2 separate regions of the Homo sapiens genome follow, and region 2 is linked to region 1. A link is a loop called in an ENCODE intact Hi-C map of the cell type or tissue named here. Cell type or tissue: sigmoid colon. All regions are shown on one strand. Each heading gives the region's core, and the rest is flanking DNA. Links, peaks and the distances in the headings are about the cores only.

The links. Hi-C counts contacts between places; a loop is a spot of excess contacts. Peaks named below come from ENCODE experiments on the same cell type or tissue, not always from the same donor. Only the 100,000 strongest peaks of a DNase experiment are listed, where the experiment ranks them.
Region 2: a loop joins it to region 1, with 6 times the contacts of the local background. A loop is called at or near these places in 7 of 110 quality-filtered maps.

The regions. Positions count from the first base shown.
Region 1 is chr17:15,346,475-15,357,203 of GRCh38, reverse strand. No RefSeq gene overlaps it. Among named protein-coding and RNA genes, the nearest start is that of TEKT3, 10 kb to the right of the region's middle. In sigmoid colon, for the core only: no CTCF peak of the experiment used is centred there; DNase peaks (open chromatin) are centred at 5,053 and 5,853; H3K4me3 peaks cover 710 bases; H3K27ac peaks cover 1,806 bases.
Region 2 is chr17:15,499,279-15,507,278 of GRCh38, reverse strand. The region is part of intron 4 of TVP23C-CDRT4 (TVP23C-CDRT4 readthrough); the gene reads left to right. It also overlaps a transcript of TVP23C not described here and the pseudogene PPIAP53. Among named protein-coding and RNA genes, the nearest start is that of CDRT3, 32 kb to the right of the region's middle. In sigmoid colon, for the core only: CTCF peaks have their summits at 4,086 and 4,285 (motif pointing right); DNase peaks (open chromatin) are centred at 4,328 and 4,818; H3K4me3 peaks cover 1,216 bases; H3K27ac peaks cover 1,071 bases.

The DNA.
Region 1 (10,729 bases), core at 1,414-9,413:
AGTCTCCCATTATTATTGTGTGGGAGTCTAAGTCTCTTTGTAGGTCACTCAGGACTTGCCTTATGAATCTGGGTGCTCTTGTATTGGATGCATATATATTTAGGATAGTTAGCTCTTCTTGTTGAATTGATCCCTTTACTGTTATGTAATGGCCTTCTTTGTCTCTTTTGATCTTTGTTGGTTTAAAGTCTGTTTTATCAGAGACTAGGATTGCAACCCCTGCCTTTTGTTGTTTTCCTTTGCTTGGTGGATCTTCCTCCATCCCTTTATTTTGAGCCTATGTGTGTCTCTACACGTGAGATGGGTCTCCTGAATACAGCACACTGATGGGTCTTGACTCTTTATCCAATATGCCAGTTTGTGTCTTTTAATAGGAGCATTTAGCCCACTTACATTTAAGGTTAATATTGTTATGTGTGAATTTGATCCTGTCATTTTGATGTTAGCTGGTTATTTTGCTTGTTAGTTGATGCAGTTTCTTCCTAGCATCAATGGTCTTTACAATTTGGCATGTTTTTGCAGTGGCTGGTACCGGTTGTTCCTTTCCATGTTTAGTGCTTCCTTCAGGAGCTCTTGTAGGGCAGGCCTGGTGGTGACAAAATCTCTCAGCATTTGCTTGTCTGTAAAGGATTTGATTTCTCCTTCACTTATGAAGCTTAGTTTGGCTGGATATGAAATTCTGGATTGAAAATTCTTTTCTTTAAGAATGTTGAATATTGGCCCCCACTCTCTTCTGGCTTGTAGAATTTCTGCTGAGAGATCAGCTGTTAGTCTGATTGGCTTCCCTTTGTGGGTAACCCAACCTTTTTCTCTGGCTGCCCTTAACATTTTTTCCTTCATTTCAACTTTGGTGAATCTGACAATTATGTGTCTTGGAGTTGCTCTTCTCGAGGAGTATCTTTGTGGCATTCTCTGTATTTCCTGAATTTGAATGTTGGCCTGCCTTGCTAGGTTGGGGAAGTTCTCCTGGATAATATCCTGCAGAGTGTTTTCCAACTTAGTTCCATTCTCCTCGTCACTTTCAGGTACACCAATCAGATGTAGATTTGGTCTTTTCACATAGTCCCATATTTCTTGGAGGCTTTGTTCATTTCTTTTTATTCTTTTTTCTCTAAACTTCTCTTCTCACTTCATTTCATTCATTTGATCTTCAATCACTGATACCCTTTCTTCCAGCTGACCAAATTGGCTACTGAAGCTTGTGCATTCGTCACATAGTTCTCCTGCCATGGTTTTCAGCTCCATCAGGTCATTTAAGGCCTTCTCTACATTGGTAATTCTAGTTAGCCATTCGTCTAATCTTTTTTCAAGGTTTTTAACTTCTTTGCGATGGCTCGAACTTCCTCCTTTAGCTCGGAGAAGTTTGTCCATCTGAAGCCTTCTTCTCTCAACTCGTCAAAGTCATTCTCTGTCCAGCCTTGTTCTGTTGCTGGTGAGGAGCTGTGTTCCTTTGGAGGAGGAGAGGCACTCTGATTTTTAGAATTTTCAGTTTTTCTGCTCTGTTTTTTCCCCATTTTGTGGTTTTATCTACCTTTGGTCTTTCATGATGGTGATGTACACATGGGGTTTTGGTGTGGATGTCCCTTCTGTTTGTTAGTTTTCCTTCTAACAGTCAGGACCCTCAGCTGCAGGTCTGTTGGAGTTTGCTGGAGACCCACTCCAGACCCTGTTTGCCTGGGTATCAGCAGTGGAGGCTGCAGAACAGCAAATGTTGCTGTCTGATCGTTCCTCTGGAAGTTTTGTCTCAGAGGGGTACCCAGCCGTGTGAGGTGTCAGTCTGCCCCCACTGGGGAGTGCCTCCCAGTTAGGCTACTCGGGGGTCAGGGACCCAATTGAGGAAGCAGTCTGTCCGTTCTCAGATCTCAAACTCCGTGCTGGGAGAACCATTACTCTCTTCAAAGCTCAGCTGGAAATGCAGAAATCACCCGTTTTCTGCGTCTCTCATGCTGGGAGCTGTAGACTGGAGCTGCTCCTATTCGGCCATCTTGGAACCGCCTCAGAGAGGTTAAAATGGTTTGTTCAATGTCTTGCATGAGTAGGGGGCAAAACCAAGGCTACCAATGCAGCAGGTCTGTCTCATTCCTGAGCCTGTGTTCTTTCCTCTGTGCCATGGGAGCCACCTTAGATAGAAAAACGTCTCCTGCCACTCTCGTCCTGCTGGAGCACACAGCTCCCTCGCTGCAGTGGGGACCCCAGATGGGGGATTGGGGAGCTGCTACAGCAGGTAACTGTGGCCCTCAGGAATGCTTAGTAGATGCACATCCTGGGCAGCACTTCCCAGCCCTTTCCACACCATGGCACATGGAGAAAAGGAAACATTTAGTTGGCAGGGTGGGTTATACAGAAAAGAAGAAGCGTTCAAAACTGGGAGCAAAGGGTTGACCATGACCTGGCTACTGAACAACTGGGGCATCCATAAGTCAACCCACTTGTCACCTGCCCAAAGCATGGAAGCTGGGGCTCTGACACATGGCAGAGGGCAGAGTGCACATGAACCTCAGACACTGTCTCACGGGGGCAGACACTGTCATGTCTGGGCCTCTGCAGTACCAGATTTCTACAGGGGCTAAGCAGTAGATGATCCCTTTTGGAATTCACATCAATGACACACCTAGTGTCCTCAGAGCATCGGTGACTTTGAAGGGTTGGGTAGAAGCAAGGGGAATGGCACTTGGCTTGTGGGCAGCTATGAGTAATCTGCTTGGCCCTGGACATGGAGAGGTGCACACGATTGCCTACAGAGCATCACAGTGCCCACTGTGTTTTCTGTTTATTTTTCAGTTGAATGACAATCCAAAGGTGGTTGTGCTGGATGAGATAAGAAGAACCAATACAGTGTGGAGTTTATGACTCTTACTTTGGACTCAGACAAATAATTTACAGGGAAGTAGAGATATACATGTAGATATGTAGGTATGTAAGTGTGTGTATATGCGTATATATGTATATATCAATACCTACAGTATTTATATAAATACCTTTTATGTATGTATATATAAAGAGAATGTCTAGGTAGATATGCTCAGCAGATATGTGTAAGCAGGCCCCAGAGATTTAGGTAAGTGAGAAACATTACGGTATTTTGAGGCATGATGAAATTTGCTTTTTTTTTTTTAACTTAGAATTTTGAAGTTTCTTCCTTAAGGAAGTCTATAGGCAGTGGCGGATAGATCCTTTGTAGCAGATGGGAGATGGAGCTGCCTAGATGGGGTGATTTCAGGGATAGCGCACTCATATCTGCTCAATTTGGCCAGAAAGTGCTGTTTGCAGAATGGCACCAGAAATAAAATTCCAATGAGAATATTCGCACCAGGCCTCCCGGGTATAAGGGAGAGACCAAACGATGTTGGAGATACTTGTCTCAAGCACTTGGCTGACTTTGGGCAAATCAATTAAACTTTTTGGCCTCAATTTTCTCATCTAATGAGGGGGCTGAACTGGGGAGCTATTAAAATCCCTCTAGGTTTCACTTTCTGTGATTTGACTAACTTCAATTCCATTATCTGAAACCTCTTCTCAAAGAAAATGTGTGCTTCATAGAGCAGATGAGGGAGGAACAGGAGAGATTTGAAGGTTCCTCTTAGAGACTTTAAAACATTTAAAGTTAAATTAGACCTATAAATAACTACTTTTAAAATCTCACTAGCCAAAAATTGGCAGCTGTTTATAATATAGCTTATGAACGCATAAAAATATGCACCTCAAACAAAGGAAATCAATAAAGAAGATAGTTTCTTTGCCTTTAAAAAGCCTTAAGATTAACATACAGTAAGATCATCTGTATAAAATTTAAGATCTAGTATCATTGCTCAAATCCAAGTAAACTGCTCATTTGTAATAAAGTTTGTATGGGTTCGCAGACCTCATCCTTGGCTTACTGAATCAGTTCCTCTTGGGATGAGACCCTGAAATCTACATTTTAAAAGCTCTCTGGGCAATTTTGATGTGTCTTGTCCTGCACTAGGGAATGTACTAGCAGAGGAGATATGTCTGTGTAGTGTGACTCTGATGAGCTAATTATTGGCTTTTGAGGAGCACTTAGGATTTTTATGAGTATTTCAGAGAAGTGCAGAGTGGGAGAGGGGGAGGTGATGTTGATTCCAGGCAAACATGAATTGTATTTGTTTGCATTTGCTTGTGGCTATAAAATATTGACCTTCCATTTTCAATATGGAGAATTGTAGAGTTGGTACCTCTCATCTCCATACCCTACCTGGCCTGATACCCCAAAGATTGTTCGACCTGCATTTCTGAACAAAATATCTGCCCTGAATTCCTGTCTCTTTTTTGCCCCTAGTGATCTGGGCTGGGTCAAAAGCTCCTTTTTAATCTAGATAGAGAACAAGCCCTAAACAGCATGCCTCAGTTTCTGGTCTAGCCTGATTCTTTCATCACTAGAACTAAAGTGCTTTCTTGAGTAAAAGACATTGAAAGACTTAAAAGGCAACTGTAAACTCAAGGGCTCCAACACTCCTAGTATATAGACTCTTCCCTCATTGTTTCTACTATCTGCTCCCCAACTTGATAGCCCCATCTTGGCTGCTGCAAATGAGAGGAAGACAGAAGATATGGAAGACAAAAGGAGGTTCAGCTGCTTTTTCTACCTCAGGTAAGAACACTAGTCTGCTTCCTTTCAGCTTTTTAATATCTCAAATAGATTCCCTCATCTTCATTATCCAACTTATATGAATGCTAATTTGGCTCCATGTTGCTTCTACTCAAATCATTATGGCCTCTTTGATAATTTTCAGGGCCCTTTCCCTAAATAATTCAGCAATAAATGGCCAGAAAATTAGGTCCCTCAATGAGGTGATTCCTAGCTTGTATTTTAGGCTTTTTGAGGACCAGAGACATCCCATTACCTTGAGTAATGAGGATTATAGGAAGGAATCACATAGAATTAAGAAATGCCATGGAAATGGGAGCATGTTTGCAAACGACAAAGTCCTTCAGAATGTAAGAAGGCTCCAGTGAGAGTTATCTCATTGCTTCTTGGCAGATCGAGTCGTGAATCTCAGCCAGAGTTTTGCAATATCAAATATGATGACTCAGTCACTCTCTATATGACTCAATATCAAACCCCATGAGAGAGAGGATCTGCCTAGGTTGGCACTTGAGCTATGCCACCTCAATCCACTGGCCAGTCCACAGAGGGGCCACCTTTGAGCTGGGTGTTTACCTGTGGTCCAAACATTCATGGCCAATAAATGGGGGTGGGGAACACACCACATAAAACATGGCCACTGTCTTAGGTCAGGTTCACCAGAAGAAGACTCCAAGGATTAGTGTGAAAGTGATTTATCAAGAAATGTTCTACTGGGAAAAACTGGGAAAGAAATGGGGAAGTAGGATCTATTATAGAAGGGAAGTTGGGAGATGCAGGAATGTGGTATCCAGCAAAGTCCCAGGAGGGTAACTTTGGTTCATTCCCACAGGAGGAGCTCTGGAAACAGGGTAGGTCATGCCTCAGAGGGTCACGCCTCAGGAGAAGAGCATCTGGGGTATTTATACCCCAGAACTCATTAGTCTTTGGTTATGGATTGGCCTGAGGCACAAATTCCCAAGCACTTCCAGGCTTTCTTGCCTAAGCAAAGTAGATTCTGGCAGCCTGAGGACAGTTCATCTTCAAGGAGATGTAAGAATAAGCATACGGGGAGTCTGTGCTCAGGAAAATGATCAAAGGGTCCGAGGAGACATGGGTTGAAGTGTGGACAGCGTCTGCTATAGCTTCGTAAAGAGATAGCTAGAGAGGCTTCCTTCCCCAGGGGCCCACAGTCAGCACGCACACCCTAAGCTGAATAGATTCTTCCCTATATAGCCTGACAAGCTGTGTTGGAAGCTTGCGCTAAGGTTGTGGAAGACTCAGCCCGCTATCTGCCACCTTCATCTCCACAGCCTGGCAACCTCATAACTGGCTGACTGAAGCGAACGTAAATTAGACAAAGACCAGCACAAATCAGACTCAAGTTAACACACGCCAGACTCTGGCTGTTTCTGGTTTATAAACAAAAGATAAACTATTTCCAACAATGTCAACAAAAATAAATTAACTTTCTTATTAAATCACTGAGAAATGACATTTCAAATATTTTATAAAAATACAGCACATCTATCTATATCCAACTCTGCTTTTGTTTCCACAAACTCTTGTCAGTTTAAAGATCTACACAATTTTCTCTGTAGCCCGTAAATGAAAACTTTCAGTTTTTCCTGGCTGGCAGTGCTTTTTCCTCTTCTGAGCTCCGAAGAGACTGGGTTTCTTTCTGATGGCTTTGACCACACCAGAGCCTGCACTGTAGGATTTTTGCCCACGTCCCACCAAATGTTAACCTCTTAAGGACAGAAACAGGGGCCCATTCACAGTGATACAAACATTTAACAGCTGAATCTCTGGGGAAAAATGTATGTATCTGTACATAATGTTTATTATATTTTAATGATATTAAACAATTCTTAGCTTATAATTTATAAATAGTAATAAAATATACAAATACTCTGTATTATAAATTCCATATAGCCAGTTGGTTTTTACAGAATTATTTTGTTGATTTTTGCCAAACTCTTGTATTTCTAACCAACCTGTAGTTGCAATTAATGAATAAGAGGAGTCCAACATGAATGTTGGTTGACAGCTCCGTTCACATTAACAAGACAAAAATGAAGATGTATATGGAAACTTTAATGACACGAATGACTTCTTTGCTGAATCAGATAATTATTTTCAAATAGTGGGAGAATGTAGCTTCAATTTGTGTGTGTGTGTGTGTGTGTGCCTGTCACAATTTCATGGCTACAAACAGGAGATACTTTAATGTGCATTATACTTTCCATCACTTTCTTGAGTTTAGACAATCAACAAAACTATAAATCAAGCCTTGCTTTGTGGCTATTGATCATTTCCATAATGTAAATACTCCCACTGTAGTCATTTTCAAGCTACCAATGTTGCTGATGTCAGAGTTGGGAAGAGATGCTCAGTAGTACATCACGATAAAGTGTTTCCATTATAAAGATACAATAGATGAAAATAAACTTCAAGACATAAAACAATAAAATATTGTGAAATAATTAGAAGGTGATAAATTTTGGGTATCTGTTGCCATTGTTTTAATATAATTTACTAAACAGTAAATTTATATAATGTAGTTTTTAATAAAGGCTGTGCTTAATGAGCTTGCAAAATTCTTGAAAATTTAACAATAGTCTTGCAAGCCAGTATGACCCAGTTCCAGTACACCACTGTCACTCACATTTCATAATTCATTGTCTTGCATGCTACTGAGAGTTACAAATTGTTCAGTGATTGCATGACTGATGGTAAATTAGAGATGTTGACTCTCTGATTCTGTTTGACATGCTCTGTCTTCCTCTTAAGAAGATTCTAACTTCTTACTAGTGGTAGTAGCTGAGCTCAAAAGGTAATTGTTCTAAACTAATAAAGGTCCTATTGGCTTATCTGGATGAAACACCATGTACCTCTGATAAGATATCAGCCTCCTTAGACCAGTTTGTGTCCTTCTGTTAGTAGTAGTCAATGTTTCTTTATAATACTCGGTTTCTACAGAATCATAGAGAGCATATTATAAATGCCCTCAGATCTTAAAATGTCAGATCTTTTTAGGTAGCCTTGGTATAGTTCCCCGTTTTTTAAATACATAGTACAAAATACAATCTATAACACAACACTATCCATAATCCAATGGTTACCATTTAATGACTCTTAACAACATTAAACCAAGCATTTTTCCCCACTCTAAGTATCCCATCTGTGTTTCTATCTGCTTCTTTAGGTTATAAGGATCTCCCTATAATGCTTAATATGAGTCATTTTTGTTGTTGATGATGATTAATTTATGACATAGGACTGTCGGTGAATAATACCAGGACCTTATAAGTGAAACTTTAAGGTTAAAGTTCAGGGTAGTCCCAGATGATACAAGAAAGTCTTCAGGCACGAAGACTGATTGATTGTCTAGCCATCTTGGCTGCTGGGGAGGTTGTTGATTACTCACAATGCATCTCACCTGATAACTCCAACCTTGATTTCTTTTCCCTTGAGTTACATTTCTCCCAGGACAAAAAGAGGAGCAGACAGTTCCTATAGAAATAGGTTCCATGCCTGATGGGCTCTCCAAGAACCATTTACAAGCGAGCATCCCAGCTTCAGTCTGTTTTCTGGAAAAGACTTCGATAGAGCATCTGATTCATTATCTTCCCTTCGGACTAGTGAGGCATTATTGTTTTCTTCTTATGGAGAGATCCAGTTGATCTGGGGGTTTGCCCAATACCACACCACCAGTAAGTTCCAGGAGGAAAGCTGGTCATTGTTTCCCAAGTTATGATTCTCATCCATCCATGCATTCATTCAATAAACACATAGCAGAAGTGCACCACAGGCCTAGCCCGATGGTCAGTCAGTGCTAAGGACTAACAAGGAGAATGCACAGGAAAAATGTACAGCCATTTGAGGTAGGGGAAAGATCACAGGCTTTGGGGTCAGACATCCTAGGTTGAATTCCAGCTGTATCACCTTCTAGCTAATGTGGCCTTGGTCAAGTTACCTAACCTCTAAGTCTCTGTAAAAGAGAAGTACTGTTATAAATCTCATGGGGTTAGTCTGAGAGATATAAATGAGGTATATGAGGCTTGCACAGAGCAGGTGCTTCAAAAATGGTTCCTGTGATGAAGGCTGGAAAAACACTGTCCTTATTCTCATGGGACTCATAGTCTAACAGGAGTGGCAATCTGTGAAAACATACAACAATAACATAATGGCTCTCAGAGAAGCTAAAGAGAGCACTGTGGAAACCCACCACTTTCTACTTGGTCAGGAGACTGATCATGAGCAAAAATGTGACTGTGACCTTGGGCATATCACTTAACCTCTTGAATCATAGCTCTTCCATCTACTAAACACGGGATAGATATTCAGATAAGAATAATCCTGGCTGAGTTTACACATCTTGGCTCTCTGGAAGCATTCCCAGCAAGGCGTGCCCTGCAATTTCATGCTCTGAAAAAGTCTATTCAATTGAAAAAGCTGACAGTGATACACACCCCTTTTAATAGCTTAGTAACATAAGCAAAACACAGCCGTGACAACTGGTATCACCTTGCCGTTGTAAGTGATAAAAATTCTCAATGAATGCATTACACACCCAGCTGAGGTTCCTAACCAATCTTCCATGAAGCCCTTTTATGTAAATATTAATGTCATATTCTACCCGTTAAGTCCATTCAGATCCCACATCCAGTTCATAGATTGACATTGCTGTTTCTAAAAGTACAGATTCCCAGTGCAGAAATCAAGGAAAATAATACCATTGATATTGATGATGAAAATTTGAGTAAAATACCACTTTTTTCTAAGTGATTTGCAACAACAGTGAAAAAACACGTCTAGAAACTATATTACTATAAAATTGAGATGGAAGACATTTCTGTTACCTCTCCTACAATGCAAATATTACCAATTTCTCTGTTTACATAGCTATAAATGTAAGTATGGACTTAAAAGGTTTTAGAAGAAATCAGCAGGTTAGAGACAGTTTGGCTATAAAGGCAGCGTTTTCTTTTTCCACTTCCTAACATTCCCCTTCCACTCCTCACTCACACCCCCACATACCATCAGCCCTCCCCTTCCACTCCTCACTCACACCCCCACATACCATCAGCCCTCCCCTTCCACTCCTCACTCACACCCCCATATACCATCAGCCCTCCCCTCCACTCCTCACTCACATCCCCATATACCATCAGCCCTCCCCTTCCACTCCTCACTCACATCCCCATATACCATCAGCCCTCCATATCTATAGATTCCACATCCTTGGATTCACCAACTGTGGATAGAAAATATTTTTAAAAAATAAAGACAACAATCCAACAATAAAACATAATACAAATAAAAAAATAAAGTATAACAACTATTTACATGGCATTTACATTGTATTAGGTATTATAAGTAATTTAGAGGTGATTTAAACTATATGGGAGGATATATGTGGGTTATGTGCAAATACTATGTTATTTTTATATAAGGGATTTGAGCATCTGAGAATTTGATATTTATGGGGTCCTGGAACCAGTTCCCCAAGGATACCAAAGGACAACTATACCTCTTTCACCTCTCTTACTCTTTTTTTCTTTACTTTTCCATGAATCACCTTCATGCACACACACACCCACACACACACACACACATTTCTAGACAAGATACTTAATAGGGAAACTGTCATCAAATCACAATGGAGTTTTCTATACTGAATACACAGATAAGTCAGTTATTTCTATATTGCTTTAGAGAATGTCTGAAATAAGCTAGATATGGGCAAAAATTTTTCTTTTTCTGACTGAAATATATTTTTAGGGCACGTTAATGCTAAAATTTGGAATTGCTGCATTATGCTAAAGCAGGTTCCCCAAACTGTGTTCCATGAGTGTCCTGGGGGATGTTAAAATGTTCTGAGTTTTAAAAACTCTGTGGTTAGAATTCCATGGGAAAATACAAATTGGCACATTACAGACTCGGAGGATTCTTGTGTTAAAGAAAGGTATTTAACTTTTTTTGTGTTAGAAATTCACAAATATATTTGCTGATGGAACTATTATTTTATTAACGATTGATTGATTGAATAGTTCAGGGAACACACTTCCGGAAACACCAAACTAATGCAGTAAGAATTTTCTTTTTTGTGTGCTGCAGAGCTGAAGAGTGGAACTCGCTGAC
Region 2 (8,000 bases), core at 1-8,000, 150 kb before region 1:
CTTCACAATATTCATGCCTTCTCTCACCTTGCCAGAGACCACCTGCTTCCCATTCAACCACGCTGTCTTGGCAGTGCAGATGAAAAATTAGGAACCGTTTGTATCGGGTCCTGCATTTGCCATGGACAAGATGTCAGGACCTGTATGCTTTAGGGTGAAGTCCTCGACATCAAATTTCTCCCCGTAGAGGCACCAGTGCCATTATGGCATGTGAAGTCACCGCCCTGACACATAAACTCTGGAATAATTCTGTGAAAGCAGGAACCCTTATAACCAAATCCTTTCTCTCCAGTGCTTAGAGCATGAAAGTTTTCTGCCGTCTTTGGAATCTTGTTTGCAAACAGCTCAAAGGAGATGCGGCCCAAGGGCTCCCCGTTGATGGCGATGTTGAAGAACATGGTGGGGTTGACCACGGCTGATAGTGTGTTCTAGTGGGTTCTTGGTCTCACTGACTTCAAGAATGAAGCCGCGGACCCTCGCGGTGAGTGTTACAGCTCTTAAGGTGGCGCGTCTGGAGTTTGTTCCTTCTGATGTTCGGATGTGTTCGGAGTTTCTTCCTTCTGGTGGGTTCGTGGTCTCGCTGACTCAGGAGTGAAGCTGCAGACCTTTGCGGTGAGTGTTACAGCTCATAAAAGCAGCGTGGACCCAAAGAGTGAGCAGTAGCAAGATTTACTGCAAAGAGCAAAAGAACAAAGCTTCCGCAGTGTGGAAGGGGACCTGAGCAGGTTGCCACTGCTGGCGCCCACAGCCTGCTTTTATTCTCTTATTTGGCCCCACCCACATCCTGCTGATTGGTAGAGCCCAGTGGCCTGTTTTGTCAGGGCGCTGACTGGTGCGTTTACAATCCCTGAGCTAGACATAAAGGTTCTCCAAGGCCCCACCAGAGCAGCTAGATACAGAGTGTCGACTGGTGCACTCACAAACCCTGAGCTAGACACAGGGTGCTGATTGGTGTATTTATAATCCCTGAGCTAGACATAAAGGTTCTCCAAGGCCCCACCAGAGCAGCTAGATACAGAGTGTCGATTGGTGCACTCACAAACCTTGAGCTAAACACAGGGTGCTGATTGGTGTATTTACAATCCCTGAGCTAGACATAAAGACTCTCCACGTCCCCATCAGACTCAGGAGCCCAGCTGGCTTCACCTAGTGGATCCCGCACCGGGGCTGCAGGTGGAGCTGCCTGCCAGTCCTGCGCCGTGCGCTCGCACTCCTCAGCCCTTGGGTGGTCGATGGAACTGGGCGCTGTGGAGCAGGGGGTGGCGCTCGTCGGGGAGGCTTGGGCCGCACAGGAGCCCATGGAGCGGGTGGGAGGCTCAGGCATGGCGGGCTGCAGGTCCCGAGCCCTGCCCTGCAGGAAGGCAGCTAAGGCTCGGTGAGAAATCGAGCACAGCGCCGGTGGGCTGGCACTGCTGGGGGACCCAGTACACCGTACGCAGCCGCTGGCCCGGGTGCTCATTGCCCGGGGCAGCAGGGCTGGCCGGCTGCTCCGAGTGCGGGGCCCGCCAAGCCCACGCCCACCCGGAACTCCAGCTGGCCCGCAAGCGCCCTAGGCAGCCCCGGTTCCCGCTCGCCCCTCTCCCTCCACACCTCCCTGCAAGCTGAGGGAGTGGGCTCCAGCCTTGGCCAGCCCAGAAAGGGGCTCCCACAGTGCAGTGGTGGGCTGAAGGGCTCCTCAAGTGCCGCCAAAGTGGGAGCCCTGGCAGAGGAGGTTCCGAGAGCAAGCGGGGCTCTGAGGACTGCCAGCACGCTGTCACCTCTCAATAGTATGGGGCTCCCGGTGGCGGTGGTATCTGCAAAAGCCAAGACTTTCTTGAGTTATACAGGAAGGAAACAACAGTGCTGGGATTTGAACCCAGGAATGTCTCGATCTAGAATCTGTGCTCTAAACCAGTAGGCGTCACTGCCTGAGACTGGTGGGAGAATTGACATGTGCTCCACAGCCTTGTAGGTCCACCAACAAACTCCCAGCCCACCCACAGGCTCATCAACATCACCTTGGATCAAAGATTTCCATGAATATTGGAAAGACATATAGTCTGGATATTTTCTAAACACTGACATGCAGGGGTTTTTTTTGTTGTTGTTGTTTTGTTTTGCCTCCTTTGTTTTGCTGGATAGGTTTGCTTTAAATATTAAAGGAATAAAATGTCTAGGACTATAGCCCCATGGCTGCCTTCATTACCACTACCTCTTCAGTGTTGAGAACACACATGCGTTGAATGTGTAATCAGTATATAACTGTGGGTCTGTGTGGCCTGGGCTGTGCATGATGCTGACTCAAATAAACAGCGGTTTTATTGGACCCTCTCCTTCTTCCAGAAGAAGATCAATGGAAAGTACCTTCCAAGTTTTGGTCCCTCAAGAAGCCCCTGAAGGTCAGAGGGAGGGGAGGAAAATACCTTCTTGATGCACCAGAAATCACCTTATAAACCTCATCCTCCGTGGAGCACAGTGGCTCACACCTGTAATCTCAGCACTTTGGGAGGCTGAGGAGAGAGGATCATTTGAGGCTAGGGGTTTGAGACCAAGCTGGGCCAAATAGTGAGACCTTGTCTCTACAAAAAAATTTTAAAAATGTGCTGGGCATGGTGGTGCGTGCCTGTAGTCCCAGCTTGAGCCCAGGAAGTTGTGGCTTCAGTGAGCTGTGATCACCCCACTGCACTCTAGCCTGGGCCAAAGCACGAGACCCTGTCTCTTAAAAAAAAATTGTCTTTATTAAAATGATTCTCAGTATCCTTCATGCTACTGCAGCTGATTTCCAAAGCTGCCTCATCTTCCGCGCTCTCAACTCTTAATAAACCCATCCAAAGCGCAGCTCTTCTCTTCCAGCAACTCCTTATTTTTATGTTCATATCCAAGTAAATCTTAGCCTTGTCCAGAAGCAAAAGCCCCATGACCACGACTTCAATTCTGCCTCTCTTTTCTGGCCACTGCCTCTGTGTCACCAAACCCCAGGGACAAATTGGCAAAGACAAAGGTGGCTCTGAGAGGAAAAGGGAGGGAGAAAGGGTGTGAAACCCCACACATCATAGTCTTGTTCCTGTTGAAAATGCAGGAATATAAAGCCCAGTACCAGAGCTTCCCATTATTCAGGCCTAGGCTCCTGGTTCCTGGGCTGTCTAGTGGGTGAGGGCCCAGGGCCTGGAGGTGTTTCAGGATCCTCAGGCCTGATTTGGTGGACAGGACCATGTTCAGGGGAAAATGTGGGGATAGGGCTGCATGCTTGCTCTCAGGAGACTGGGCTCTTTTTTCTGAGTGTCCCTGAGAAACCATCCTTAGGTATTGGTACTACTCACAGGGTTGTGCCTAGCTTCCTGGCTTTGGAACTTCATTCACTTCCTCCCACCCTTCCCAGCCCTTCCATTCCCCCTCCCAAAAGGCTGACACCCACTCCTCCTAGAACCCTACCATAACTCACCATCCTACAAGAGCTTCCTTCTGTTTGGGATAGAACTTCGGTGGCCTGCATGCTAGCCATGAAGCCTTACGATGGCCTTTTCCTAACCATAACAACCACTTATTTCCACTTCATTTACTTTACATTTCCCTCTCCTCATAAGATTTCAGCAAACCATATACTTATAAGTCAACTTGCACAGAATCTCCTGCTAGCTTATTTTGGTGAACACAAAACTGAATGCAAAAATCCCCATCCTTCAAAGAATTTGACATTCTAATGTCACCAATTTTTCGACATGCTAATGCCAGCAATTTTTTTTGAAAGTTGAAATAGAACATAATAAGGCAACAAAACGAGACTAAGAGGGTTCTGCACCGTGTTCCAACAATCTTCAGTCCCCTTCACTGTTCATGTCTAAGCACTGAGGCGTTCTAAAGCAGGTCACCTTTTGCCTCAAGGACTTTTCTTGAAATATCATGGTCTTGCTCTGTCGCCCAGGCTGGAGTGCAGTGGCGTGGTCACAGCTCATTGCAGCTTCGACTTCCTGGGCTGAAGCGATCCTCCCATCTCGGCCTGTCAAGTAGCTGGAACCACAGGCGCGCCACTACACCTGGCTAATTTATTTTTATTTTATTTTTTGTAGAGACGGTCTCGCCACATTGCCCAGACTGGTCTGAAAGTCTTGGGCTCAAGAGATCCTCCCGCTTCCGCCTTCCAAAGCGCTGGGATAACAGGCGTGAGCCGCTGCCCGGGCCATCCCTCGAGGAAGTTTCATCAGGTAGACATTAATTCTTTCACGAGGATCACGGATCGAGCTCTTTACTGGAAACCTGCGCCCCGCCTTAGTTCTCCACCTCTTCGTGCGGCTCCAGGCAACTGCCAACAGATGGCGCCCGCCCGCCTATTTCTCTCCTTGCGGCTTTGGGCCTGGAGGGGAGGTGGGGAGAGTCCCAATAGCAGAGGAACTGGTGAGCCCGGGCCAAAATTTCATCTGGCATCCGGAATGCATTAAAAACAACCCACAAATCTGAAGCTCCTCGCAGGAGAGAGAGAGAGAGAGAGAGAGGAGAGAGAGGAGAGAGGAGAGAGGGAGGGAAGAGAGTGACGGAGAAGGAGAGAAAGAGACGGGAGAGAGGAGAGAGAAAGAGAGAGAGAGGAGAGAGAGAAAGAACGAACGAACAGGGAACTTGTAAAACTAAGGGGAAAAGGGCAGAAGAGAGGCAGCAGCGTGGTCCCTGCAAGCGTCCGCTTTCCTGGCCAAGCAGCCCCCAGCACGCCTGCTTTGTGGGGCAGGGCCATGCGGCCCCGAGGAAGGATGCGGTGAGCCAGAGGGTTCCAGACAAAGGAGGGGATCCCCAAGGCTCTGGGCCAGCCAGTCCCTGTTTTACTGGCACCACGGTCCCTCCTAGGCGAGGACGAAGAGGGAAGGGGTGGAGACCTCCACCTTCTCTGCGTGTGGCTGCGTCCCTTTACAGAATGACAGGCCCTTACTTCCGAGGGCGGGGACTAATGTGTAAGGCTTAACAGATCCAATTCCAGAAATTATCTGTGTTTTTTTCAATCACCCTCTTGTGCCCCCCCACCCCCCATTAAATTTCATCTTTTATCTTTTTTTGGGCCTTCGTAATGAAAAGTGGTTTTAAAGGTTGACCAGTTTTACTACTTAGTGCCTAACAGGCTGAGTGATTATACCGTTGAAGGAGGTCACAGCGGGAAGGACATGGAGAGAGATGGGGGGTCTGAGGCCTGGGGAGTGAGGTCTGGTTCCCTCTCCTCCCCTTGGAGCCAGAGGGCACCTTCGTGACTAAGAAGGGAGAGGATCTGGCCTTGTGCAGCTCTGCCCACTGAGAGGTAACACCTGTTCTCCAGCTGGGTGGCAGCTCCCTGAATCAGGCCAGTTTGTACTTTTTCACCTAACTCACATGATTTCCACTTCAGTCGCACTACCGCTGGCTGCCCCATTGTGGACAGCTTCATTAACCTCCGTTGCTCCTAAAGGCAGTCTTTTGATGGAAATGAGTGGCGGAAAAGGCTGAGAGCAACCAGGCCAGGCTCAGCCCACTTACTTACTATAGTTAGCCTCTCTGTTATGCCTCACTTACCCCAAGGACTCTCTGAGGAGTGGCCATTAGTCCTACAGCTCCTGAGTGCATATTGTGGCCAGTCCCACAAATGTGAAGTTCTCTTCTTTCCTCCGTGAGTCGTTGGGTCAAATAGAACTCTTGTTAATAGCTCACCAAGTCAGTTAAAGATTGGGAAGGTGGGCATTGTGAATTTGGGATTAAATAATGTCCAGGTGGTTAGAATGGACTTAAAGAGAAATAGAGAGGAAAAGGATCTAGTGGTCATAGTGAATCCCAAGTTGAAATGAGTCAACAGGAAGGGACAGTGATGAACAGGAAGGGACAGTGGGAAAACCCTGACAGAAATGCTTTAGCTACATCCTGTACCTTCCCACTTTTATTAGAAGATGCTTGATTTTTGTTCTAAGAAGGGAAATATGTATTCTAGGTTCAACAAGTTATAAATTCCTTAAGGGCAGACATCTTTTGCATCTCTCACCAGGTTTAAAAATTAATAATTGTGGCCAGGCGCGGTGATTCCCACCTGTAATCCCAGCATTTTGGGGGGCCGAGGTGGGCAGATCATGAGGTCAGGATTCCAAGACCAGCCTGGCCAACATGGCGAAACCCCGTCTACTAAAAATACAAAAATTAGCCTGGTGTGGTGGCGCACGCGTGTAATCCCAGCTACTCAGGAGGCTGAGGCAGGAGAATTGCTTGAACCTGGGAGGCGGAGGTTGCAGTGAGCTGAGATCACGCCATTGCACTCCAGCTCTGGGCGACAGAGCAAGACTCTGTCTCAGGGAAAAAAAAAAAAAAGAGTTTACAAGACATTTTCACACATGATAAATTTTCAGCAAATTCTTAGTGAAAGAATGAATAAGTAAATTATAGAATTAAAGTGATCTCACAAGTTCAAAGAGGTCAAATAGGAAGTCTACCATAATAATAAGCATATATTGCATGGCCTGAATTGTCAACCTTCCATGGCTGAGATCACTCACTTCTCCTCTTTATTTGCTTTCCATGTAACCACCTCTCCTTGGCTTATGTAATTTTTCTCTCCCCCTGATGAGGCAGAGTGAAGTGTTAATAGCTGGGATTTGGAGTCAGGCAAGTCCTAGGTTCGAATCCCAGTTGCTTCAGTGATCTTGACCAAATTGCTTATGTTCTGTTCTTTGTGCAGCAGTTCTGTGTCTATACAATGGTGGAGGGAGTGGGCTCTCCTGGGACAGCTATAAGGGTTAAGTAGGATGTGGAGGTGATAGAGCCTTGCAAAGTGTTCCAGGGTGGGCTGGTCATATTTCATAATATGCGGCACAGCTTAACACTTTCTGCCCATTACTTCCAATACAAATTGGTTAAAACAGGTGGTAACATGGTGGGTTGATATGTGGGACAGTTTTTAAAAAATCAGAATGGGCTGGGTGTGGTGGCTCACACCTGTAATCCCAGCACTTTGGGAGGCCTAGAGGCAGATCACGAGGTCAGGAGTTCAAGACCAGCCTCCTAACCAATATGGTGAAACCCTGTCTCTACTAAAAATACAAAAATTAGCTGACTGTGGTGGCGTACACCTGTAGTCCCAGCTACTTGGGAGGCTGAAGCAGGAGAATCGCTTGAACCCAGGAGGTTGAAGTTGCAGTGAGCCAAGATCGTGCCACTGCACTCCAGCCTGGGCGACAGAGCGAGATTCCACTTCAAAAAAAAAAAAAAAAAAAAAATCAGAATAGAAGCAGAGAAGGCATGCAGCTCCTTCTTTCCTGGAGCTGGGGCAATAGCCCAGGCTGGATCCCTGAACAAAATGTGGGCTCCGATCCTCAGAGGTTTTTCTCAGAAGGAGAGTTAATAGCCACCAGAGCAGGGAAGGTCTGTGATAGGGTTCGGGTGGCCTCTGTGATGTTCACAAGCATCCTGGCATGTGGCAGAGACCGGCTTTTCATTTGTTAAAGGAGACTCCTGGGGCACCTGCATCTCTGAGGGCAAATTACAACCCCACATATCCTAGAGGAAGATTTGTCATCCAGCCACCTGGAAAAAACACTCAGCAGTGTTGAAGACACACAAAACTACCCAGAATTTCTTTGGGGGCTTGAGTCATCACATTTCTGAGCTACTTTTACGGTGGGGAAACTGAGGCACTGGGTGATTTGCTGGAGGTCAAAGTTATGGCAGGAGCAACACAAGAATGCATGATCTGACAGAGTCTGTTTTCTTGCCCATGGGCAGACTCTGATCACGTTAAAAGGGGAGCCAGAACCGAGGTTGTTCACCCACTGGCTTAGAATATGATGCGGTGACAGTGGGGACGGTACCCTGGAGACACCCACTGAGAGTTTTTCTACCTGGGTAAATTAGGTCCGTTTGGTGTGAAGAGGACAGGTGGACTCCTTAGAAGGCGGCCCAAGGGGCTAGGGCATCAGAAGGGCCAGAGTGAGCCTGGAGGACCCAGCACACCACAGGGGCTGTTGCAGTGCTGGTGACACTCGGAACCTGTTGCCAGGGCAGGCGAGTAGCTGAGCTTGTCCTGGGAT